Linked DNA regions of Homo sapiens: region 1 is linked to region 2. A link is a loop called in an ENCODE intact Hi-C map of the cell type or tissue named here. Cell type or tissue: heart right ventricle. All regions are shown on one strand. Each heading gives the region's core, and the rest is flanking DNA. Links, peaks and the distances in the headings are about the cores only. Region 1 has its middle 150 kb from the start of CRAT37. Region 2 has its middle 190 kb from the start of CRAT37.

Region 1 (5,389 bases), core at 290-5,289, 340 kb after region 2:
TTGGAATCAAATGAGAAACTGCATTGGGAAGCACTTTCTATATTGCGAGGTGAATGTGAACGTCTGCTATTCTTATCATTGCTTTTCCCCTTCATTCCCTAATCTTCTTAAGTGCTGCTGAGAATGCCAAATTCCCCCATCATGGTTTCACAAAGAGATGCTTTGAAGCCTCCAGACCTGAGCTTGAACCTGGGCTCCAAATACTTGCCATGTGACATATTACAGAACCTCAATTCCTCACCTTGAAGATAGGAATAATAATACCTACTCTGCTAAAATGTTATGGATGTTAGAGATAAATTATATAAAATGCCTGGCACATTCCAGGTGGTCAAAAAATGGTAGCTATTAACATATTTTTATTAGAGATAATGCATTTGAAGCACCAAGATCAATGTCTGGCACAGGGGAGATATTAATAAATTCCCATTACTTCCCTTAGAGGTGAGAAGGGCAGTTTGTTGATTACCATTACTTGAGAAGGGTTCAGAACTCCACTTCCTCCAACGATTCTCCTCATCTGAAATTTCCACTCCCATTCGACAGGTCATGGAAAAACTTTTCCAAATTGGGTTTTGAGGGAAAATATTTCAAAGATCTGAATATGTATTAGAAACACACACATGCACATACACACACACACACACACACACACACACACACGCTCATATGCAAACAACCAAGCACCATTTTCCAAACGTATGTGACCATAGAACACTTTCCTCTATAGAGCCAAACTCAGTTGGAGAAAAGGCAGATTCAGGTTTTCTTTGCAATAAGTCCCTGTTAACATTCAGACATCTTATCCAAGAAGAGATAAAACTTGAATATCTTACCATTAACTTTTTTTTTTTTTTGAGATGGAGTTTCACTCTTGTTGCCCAGGCTGGAGTGCAATGGCGTGATCTCAGCTCACCACAACCTCCGCCTCCTAGGTTCAAGCGATTCTCCTGTCTCAGCCTCCCGAGTAGCTGGGATTACAGGCATGTGCCAACACGCTTGGCTAATTTTGTATTTTTTTAGTAGAGACAGGGTTTCTCCATGTTGGTCAGGCTGCTCTCAAACTCCCGACCTCAGGCAATCCACGCGCCTTGGCCTCCCAGAGTGCTAGGATTACAGGCATGAGCCACCGTGCCTGGCCTATTACCATTATTAGTGGTGATAATATTTATAATTCAGCGTCCTCTCTATGACAGAATGTCAGATGCATCATCTCATTTAATTGATGTTCATTAAGATCTCAAGATAGTAGTAGTCATCTTACATAACACCACTTGCCAGGAACTCCTCCAACCACTTTACATAATCCATTAATTATTGAAACAATACTATGAGGTAGGTGCCATTATTATCCCCATATTAAAGGTGAGGAAATGAATACACCAAGAGGTTAAGCGACTTGCCAAGGTGACAACATCTGAGTGGCTAAAGTGTCAAGCCCAGGCAGCCTGGCTCTTCAGCCCATGCTCTTCACTACTGCACCATCCATCCATCCCTGCGGGGACCCCTTGCTGAGTGTGCAGAGTGAGGCACAGAGATGGAATAGAGAGACGTTTCAAAGGAGAATAGAAAGAGGTTCATGAAAAACGTGATGAATCCTGAGGCCATTCTCTGAGACTCTTCTGAACAAAACATTTCTGGGCAAACCCAAAACATGATATAACCACTTCCGGAGGGTTGGTTATTATGTGGCAGAGAATAGAGTGCACAGTGAGCCAGTCTCGCAGGCAGAGGGCCCTGGGCAACCCACGAGCAAATGTTTTATTAGACAATCCTAAGCAAAAGAAGTTTTGTGTTTTTTTCCTGGCTGAACTGAACTCCTAGTTTGACATGATGGATCCTTTTGAGTCTAGCCATGGAACTAGTCTCGGCAACAGTGGGTTGCCATCTGGGCCCCAAAGAGATCAACAGCTTGCTGACAAAGCTTTCCTTAACTGGACTAACCTTGCCCAGAGAGCAGAGCCCACCTGCTGCTCATTGCCCTCATGAGCCACATCTTCATTAAACCAATTCTAGGTCCGTTTCACCTGCTTTTCAAAAATTTAACAAATGAGCTTTGGTAGCACCTTCAACCAATATACAAAGCCACAGACGCAGTCCTATGTGTGGCCAAATATTTTAGACCACCAAATCAGCTCAGTGGAGTTGAAGCCTGCTGTCATGTGTTATTGACACTGACAGCACCTGCAGATGGCTTTGTTTGTCCTCCCACGGGCAGCAGTCACACTAATATAACATGGAGGACTTTATTGCTTTTCCAGTATGCTAGCTTGTCTTCTCAGGGAAGGGAGGATTTATAGGAGCTCGAGAGCCCTGCACCCTAAGATCCTTGCCACAATCACTCAGCAGGTGCCAATGCTCTAAAACCAACAGGACACCAGCTCAGGTAACGAATGCCCAGCCCGGAGGCCTTGAGACCTCTCCCTGAAATAGTTTGCCTCATTATGGTCCAACAAATGACAAACTATCATACAACCACAAGAAGGGATTCATGGGAAAGGAGTGTAGCAGCTTCAGATAATGTTTTGATATAAGAAAATTTAAAATAGCAGTATTCAGAATGGCCATATACTCTGGATTCAACTATGCAAAAATATTTTTGCAAGTGGAACCTAGTAGGAACACAATAGGAAAAAATCCATTATTTTACTCGTATGTTAGAAAAAGAATTTTTTAATTATTTCACACTTTTAAATGTTATCAGTTTGGCCAACATCGTATAAGATTTCGAACATAAAAGAATTATAATATCCATTATAGCTTTTGTAAAGGAAGAAAATTGATAGCCATTGATTATGTATGACATGTCAGGGGAGGTACATGAAATATTGCAATTAACCCTCACGACAAAATTACAAAGTTAGATAGTATCATCTCCTTCCTTCAGATAACACTAAATAACTTGCTAGTAGTTGACTACAGTAGACTGTGATATGGTTCCAAATCTTTCCTTCCTCCCCAGTAATAGGATCATCTGTCTATACTCTTTGCCATGTAAATTTGCAGTGCCCCTTTGACTATGGGTTTAGCTATGTGTCTTGTTTTGGCTGATGGGATGTTAGCAGATGGGATGCAAACAGAGGCTTAGAATGTGCTTTTGCAGTTGGACTTGCTCTCTTGCCCCTCTGCCATCACCAGTCTAGCCTTCTGGTCCCAAAAAGACACACAAAACAGAGCCACCCCCACTGAGCCATGCCTAGATCAATCTATCCCACACCCAACAAACCCCCAGGCTGCCCCACCGACACGTGAGATAAACTAGTCCTTACTGTTGTATGCCACTGAAATTTTGTGATTGGTTACCACCTAGCACTAGGTTCTGGCCAAGGTTAACTGAAAAGTGACTAAGTTAGAAGTCGAACCCAGACCTCAAAATTCATAGTCTATTTTTCTGGGTAATACAATCAAAGTCTAAAACTTTTTCAAAATCACACTTGATATACGGGCAATCAGGCTGAACCAAATGACATATTGAACAAGTTAGTCTTTTTCATGCTTCTTGCTTTCCCACTGTAACCTCCCACACCTAAATATTCAAATTAGGCTGGTCCATGCCCTACAAATGACAGTAAAGTCTATTAAACCTGTTCCAATACAAGTCTGGCTGTGGTCTTCAAAAATCAGGCTGAATGTGGTTGAGAATAAATTTAACATAATAATGGCTTCTGTTAGATAAACAGAATCATAGTTGTTGAAAATCTGGCAGGAAAATGGTAAAATAGGGAAATAGCTAAATAAATTGCAATGCATCCAAACAACAGAATATCATTTATCTATTTTATATATAAAAACTAAATATGTATATGTATATTTGCTTAGTTTTGCATGAGCATAGAGGAAAGTATGAAAGAATACACACCAACTGTGACATTGGTTGCCTCATAGTGGGTGAAGACCACAATCCTGGGTGAGAGTTTATGAGCATTTACTTTATAAATCTTTATGTTGTTTCACTGTTACAACAATTTTATATAAAACTTTTCAACCATTGTTTCTTTTTCTTTTTTTTTCTTTTTTTTTTTTTTTTTTTGAGACAGAGTCTCACTCTGTCGCCCAGGATGGAGTGCAGTGGCGCCATCTCGGCTCACTGCAAGCTCCACCTCCTGGGTTCACGCCATTCTCCTGCCTCAGCCTCCCAAGTAGCTAGGACTGCAGGTGCCCACCAACATGCCCAGCTAATTTTTTGTATTTTCAGTAGAGACAGGTTTCACCGTGTTAGCCAGGATGGTCTCGACCTCCTGACCTCGTGATCCACCCGCCTCGGCCTCCCAAAGTGCTGGGGTTACAGGTGTGAGCCACTGCACCTGGCCAACCATTGTTTCTCTAAATATTTATTCTCCTCCTTTCTCTCTCTCCTTTCTTTCTGATACTCCCATTATGTCTATGTTGATGTATTTGATGGTCTCCCACATTTTTTTTCTGAGGTTCTGTTCATTTTTCTTCATTCTTTTTTCCCTCTTTTCTTCATCTTGCATAGCCTCTATCAATCTATTTTCAAGTTTGTTAATTTTTTTTCTCACTACTTCAAATCCACTGTTGAGCCACTCTGGTAAATGTTTTATTTCAGTTATGTAATTTTCAACCCCAGAATTTCCATTTGGCTCTGTTTTGTAATTTCTGTTTGTTAACATTCTCTATTTGATGCCACATTGTCATCCTACCTTCCTTCTTTAATCACAGTTTCCTTTAGTTCTGTGAACGTATTTGTATAATGGCTATCTTAAAGTATTTTGTTACTGAATATGATATCCGGTTATTCTCACGAGCAGTTTCTATTGCCTTCTTTGCTCCAGTGTATGCTGTTTCTTTATATGGCTTACAATATTTTTTTGAGACTGAACATTTTAGATAATATATTGTAGCAGTGCTGGGTACTGGCATTCCCATCTAAGACGTGTGTTTGTTATTTGCTTGTTTATTTTTCAGTGATTAGATTTTAGTGAAGTCTATTTCTCCCATCCCCTACTCCCTACCCCTACTCCATAGTGTTAAGCCTCTGATGTTGCTCCTTAGGGAGGTACAGATTTGGGTATGGCCACAGTCACCCTGAGTGGGATGAACCGTATTGGTTCAGTTCTCTTTCTTTCCCCATTGACTCCTAGCTGTTTAACTCTGCTAATTGCCTGCTGAACATTCTGTTGTTTTCAACAATTCCCTGGGGCATAAATTTCTTTATAAATTAATCCAATCAAATTGTGACTCCTTTAGAGACACAGTTCCTGAGGTTCATGTTTAAGATTTGTTCTGACCCCAACAGGATTTCTCCCAGCTGTTTTATTCTCCAGTTCTCTCCTGCAGACAAGCTGGCCTACCATGTAGACAGTATTGTCCTAAGACCTAGACTCATGAATCAATTGCCTTTCACCAGAGAGGGCCCTTAGGTTTGAAC
Region 2 (5,389 bases), core at 214-5,213:
GATTAGGGTCAGTGCCACTTGCCAGCTGCTCACGGTGGCATTTTTCTTTATAGTAGAGAAATAGTTCTCTGCAATTATGCCCTTATGAAAAATGGGAAAATAAAAAGGTAGACTTGAAGGGATGATGGCAGAGAGCATATTTCTTTGTGGAAGTGAAGTTTACATCAGTACATCTACTATGAAAGTCACCTGCCTTGGTCCCCTGATGGGACTGGAAATGCTGCAGGGTATGAATCGCCTACTCGATCCTTGTAGGGTTCTCTCTTTCAATGCATAACCAAATTTTCTTTCCATTATAGTATTTTTTTAAAATACTTGCGTTACCAAGACTTGAATTATAAAGGCAATTGATTCAACGGGGATAAAGATGCTTTGTGCTTCAGGGTTTCAGCCTGGCAATAACTGCATTATTTTCCCTTCAGGAATATCAACAGTAGAGATATTTTTATAGCTATAAAAGAACAGCTATAAAAACCTGACATCACTGAGTAATTCAGCTTTGATCAGATGGAACTTATATGCAGAGGTAATGACCTTTCCTTTTCTATTCCCACTGACACTATTCTTGGCACAAAGATGCCCATCCATTCTTTTCATCTTTATTACTTGATGAAAAAAGCTCAAAGCCACTAAAACAGAATTGACTTATAGCTACCTAGTCCAGTGGCTTTCCCTTAGCTGGGGTTGTTTGTTCCAAATACCGAGTATAACATTGCTAATATAGCTCCCAGTAATTCAAATCACTGCCCCCACGGGTATTGACAAGTAGCATAATGAAAATTTGTATGTAGAAGTAATACATGCTTTTTAAATTGTTTTCAAGTTCTCCAATGAAATTACTAAGGAAGGAAGGAAGGAGGAAGGGAGGGATGGAGAGAGGGGAGAGGAGGGAAGGGAAGGGAGAAAGGGACAAAGGGAAGGATGGGGAGGGGGAGAGGGAGGGAAGGAAGGGAGGGAGGCAGGGAAGCGGGGGAGGGAGGGAGGGAGGAAAGGAAGGAATGAAGGAAGGAAGGAAGGAAGGAAGAAAGGGAGGACCCTGCGTTCATTTACGAAGACTGCCTTAAAAAAGTATTACAAACTGGGAGGCTTAAACACCACCACCAAAATTTATATATATTTTATATAAATGTATACATATATATGTATTTTTTTATGGTTCTGGAGGCTTAAAGTTCAAGATCAAAGTGTGTCAGCCAGTTTGGTTCCTTCTGAGAGCTGTGAAGGAAGTGCGTCCAGAGTTTGTTCCTGCCGGTGGGTTCGTGGTCTCACTGACATCAAGAATGAAGCCACAGACCTTCATGGTGAGTGTTACAGCTCTTAAAGGTGGCACAGACCCAAAGAGTGAGCAGCAGCAAGATTTATCCTGAAACGTGAAAAAACAAAGCTTCCCCACTGTGGTAGGGCACCCGAGCTGGTTGCTGATGCCGGCTGGGGTGGCCAGTTTTTATTCCCTTATTTGTCCCCGTCCATGTCCTGCTCATTGGTCCATTTTACAGAGTGCTGATTGGTCCATTTTACAGGGTGCTGATCGGCCCATTTTACAGAGTGCTGATTGGTCAATTTTACAAACCTCTAGCTAGCCACAGAGCACTGATTGGTGCATTTTTACAGAGTACTGATTGGCGCATTTTACAAACCTCTAGCTAGCCACAGAGCGCTGATTGGTGCGTTTTTACAAAGCACTGATTGGTGCATTTTACAAACCTCTTGTAAGACAGAAAAATTCTTCAAGTCCCCACCCGACCCAGAAGTCCAGCTGCCTTCACCTCTCAGGAGGATCTATTCCAGGCTTTTCTCCTTGGCTAGTACGTGGCTGTCTTCTCCCTGTTTCTTCACATCTCCTTCCCACATTTTCTCAAAAGGACACCAGTCATATTGGATTAGGGCTCACACTAATGACCTCATTTTACCTTAATTTCCTGTTTAAAAACTCTGTCTCCAAAAATAGTCACACTCTGAGGTACTGGGAGTTAAAACTTCAACATATGAATTTTTGTGGGGGACACAATTCACCTTCTGAGAGCCCGCCTTCCCCCACCAATTCAGAGGCAATAGGGAAACCTTCAAAGAATAAGCAGAAATGAAATCACTCACTTAAATCCAGAGTGAACCACTCTGAATATTCTGACATTTTTTTCTTCCCAGTTTCATTGTTTGTAACATGCAGTGCTGGTTTCCTAACATGGTTGAAATCATATTATATTATAATATAATTAATATAAAATGAGCAGTTTGTGGTTATTACAGGTTTAAATGTTTATAGCATCTGTTCCAACTTTAGGAATCAGTAAAATATGCCTTATAAGAAGAGTTTTATCATCGGATCTTATTTTTGCCATCAATTTATCTATGTAACAAGTGGTTTATTTATTCATTGGATGTCTGAAATGATTTAAGAATGAGATTCTGTTTTTTCTAAACTGGTAAACTCCAATATCTTTGTCATTGTATGCATTTATTTTTGGTCATATGTCTGCTTAGACTCTTTACTTCCTTCATGAATATTTGAATTTATGGGTCTATAATTGGACATATTATTCATTGCCATTTTCAAATTTAATATCATTTATTAACATGGTATTCATAATCATTTTTATTAGGTTGGTGCAAAAGAAATTGCAGTATTTTGCCATTAAAAGTAATGGCATTAAAAGTAATATATTCTTTTTTTACCCTTTCTCAGTTTATATGGCTCATTTGATATTTTTCTGTATTTGCTTATTAGATTTATCAACAATCAGTCTACTTTGTTAGGATTTTTAGGGATGTTGTCATGACATTCATCTTTTTGTATTTATTTATTTTTGGAGATACAGTCTTGGTCTATCCCCCAGGTTGGAGTGCAGTGGTGTGATCTTGGCTCACTGCAACCTCTGCCTCCTGGGTTCAAGGGTTTCTCCTGCCTCAGCCTCCCAAGTAGCTGGGATCACAGGTGCCTGCCATTACACCCAGCTATTTTTGTGTTTTTAGTAGAGATGGGGTTTTGCCACGTTGGCCATGCTGGTCTCGAACTCCTGACCTCAGGTGATCTGACTGCCTTGGCCTCCCAAAGTGCTGGGATTACAGGTATGAGTCACTGTGGCCGGCTGATATTTATCATTTCGACTGTTTCTGTGTCTTTGTCTAAATTTGTTTCTTCTTTTATTTTTATTTCTTTTAATTTTTCTTGACTTTTTTATTATTTGAAAATTCTAACTGAATTCACAAGTGCCTAATTTTCCTGAAGAAATGCATCTTAAGTATTATACTGTTAACTACCCCTGGTTTTTATAGTGAAATGCCCTATTTTAATTTATTGCTATTAAATATTCTGTCCTTGTATCCCTAATTAACTCCTTAAACAATAACTTAAGCAGGAGACTGGGATTTTCTCTTTTTTCCTTGAAATTCTTTGGGCTAATCTTTGAAAAAGCAACTTAACAGTAGGCTGATATTTCAAGATGGGTTGCTGGGTGGCTATGCACGGTCAGGTCGTGGCGGGTCAAGCCGAGGGTGCTGTCCACAACATACAGTTTTGGGTGAAAGGAGCTTTGTGAATAGTATCCCTTGGACTTGTGCTGTGCACAGTCTGCGAGAAGTTGTTTGAGGATCCAACAGACAAGGTTCATGCCTTATACCTCAGTAATTCCCATCCCAGAATTTTATCTTGAGAATTATGTAGAAGAAAAAAACTGCATTAACTATTATCCATGATGGTAAACAATTACGAACAGTGACCATATTTTAGATTTTAGTATCCACAATTAGAAATAACCAAAAGTTTTATAAATTTCTATATCAGGTACCTCAAATAGACAAGCTGTTACACATTCATTAATAATGACAACATTAAAAAAGCAGAGAAAATATCCTAACTATATTGTTAAGCCAAGAATTACAAATTATTATATCCATTCTGATTGTAACCTTTATATCAATATTTAGTCACATAAACAAAAATGAGGAAATATTAAAAACCAAAAATAATTATAGATTTTTTTATTTGGTCAGACATTCTTAAATTTTACAGATACGTACAATTTTTTTCTGATCTAATCAAAGGAAAAGAGGCATGGTTCCTTGAAAATTAACATTTGGTGCTTTTAGAAGTCAGAGCATTATTCTTTTGACTGAAATGTGCTTTTTTGAAAGGGCGTTTCAAGCATAATAGGTGCTCTACACAGACTTGCTGTAGAAGAAGTGGCTGTGTTCTCCTTTGTCACAGGTTGCCCCAGCCTCCTCCTGTCACTTGGCATCTTTGTATGCCTATGAATTTTCCAAGAGCCAGTACGTGAAGCCTCCCTGACCAGTTAACCACAATCACCAACTGTGCAGGCAATTTTCCCCTCTTATTGGCGGTGATAATCCCTGAGAAGGCTGGTTTTCATAGAGGGAAGTAGAAATCCGCAGTGGGTGGTTTTCAGTCATTTCGACAGCACCTCACAGAGCTGGCCTCTCTTTCTGAAGCACAGCAGGCAAATTGCTCAGTTGTCAGTCCACACGTGAGGACTTGCCATTTTTCAGAATTTCCCTCAAAAGCTTACCTAATTGATGATAAAGCCATGGGCTGCCTTTGACCACATTAAGAACATTAAAACAATGTAATCGAGTTATTGGGTTTCATGTAGATGTCATTTAAATTCAATTGTGTTTTATTTCAAGAATCCAGTTTGCATGTAATTGTAGCTTTAGGGAATTATAAAACAGATTTTCCGGAGAGGATCTGGGTAGATTCTCATTTCTTATCCCAAGACCAGTACCCTTGTTAATGTCAGTCCCCTGAAAAGAATAAAAATTTTATGTGTAAAGAGACAAGATAAACAGAAAATGTTTAATTCCACACTACAGTGCAGATATTGGTGATATTTCGGCCAGGACATATCTGAAGAATAAATATAAACATTTGATTCTAGGCTGATTTATTCCTCTGAAAAACAAACACACCACAAATGATAAATCAGAAACACAATGTCCTGACTCCTTTAAAAGCCCCAAACCTGTTATTTAGAAATGATTGGGTGCTCTATAGACTGATTTCAAGTGAACTCAGAAAATAATCATTTGAAAGAACAGTTTTTCAATTTACAAATTTGATGGAGTTGGTTGCCTCATGTAACCCCTGAGTTGTCTCTCTTTCATGGTTTTCACTGATTTCATACTTAATGTTTGTTATTACAATGGAAACATTTGGCCAGATACAATCTAGAGACTTTGCATGGCTTTTAATGAGAAGAAGCATACCTTAAATCTATGTGAATAAGGCTTTCAGAAGTGTTTGCAAGGCCTGAACATTTCCAAAGCACTATACCCAATCCTCATGCCCTTGACCTTAAGGGCTAGAGATGCACTAGAATTGGGAGAACCAATGAGGGCAGACCTCATCAGAGAGGCTGTTTTCAGGAGCAGAATC

What was found. A loop is a pair of places that touch in the nucleus more often than their neighbours do. Peaks named below come from ENCODE experiments on the same cell type or tissue, not always from the same donor. Only the 100,000 strongest peaks of a DNase experiment are listed, where the experiment ranks them.
Region 1: a loop joins it to region 2, with 3.0 times the contacts of the local background. A loop is called at or near these places in 2 of 110 quality-filtered maps.

Annotation. Positions count from the first base shown.
Region 1 is chr15:91,312,625-91,318,013 of GRCh38, reverse strand. No RefSeq gene overlaps it. Among named protein-coding and RNA genes, the nearest start is that of CRAT37, 150 kb to the left of the region's middle. In heart right ventricle, for the core only: no CTCF peak of the experiment used is centred there; no DNase peak of the experiment used is centred there; H3K27me3 peaks cover 427 bases.
Region 2 is chr15:91,651,964-91,657,352 of GRCh38, reverse strand. No RefSeq gene overlaps it. Among named protein-coding and RNA genes, the nearest start is that of CRAT37, 190 kb to the right of the region's middle. In heart right ventricle, for the core only: no CTCF peak of the experiment used is centred there; no DNase peak of the experiment used is centred there.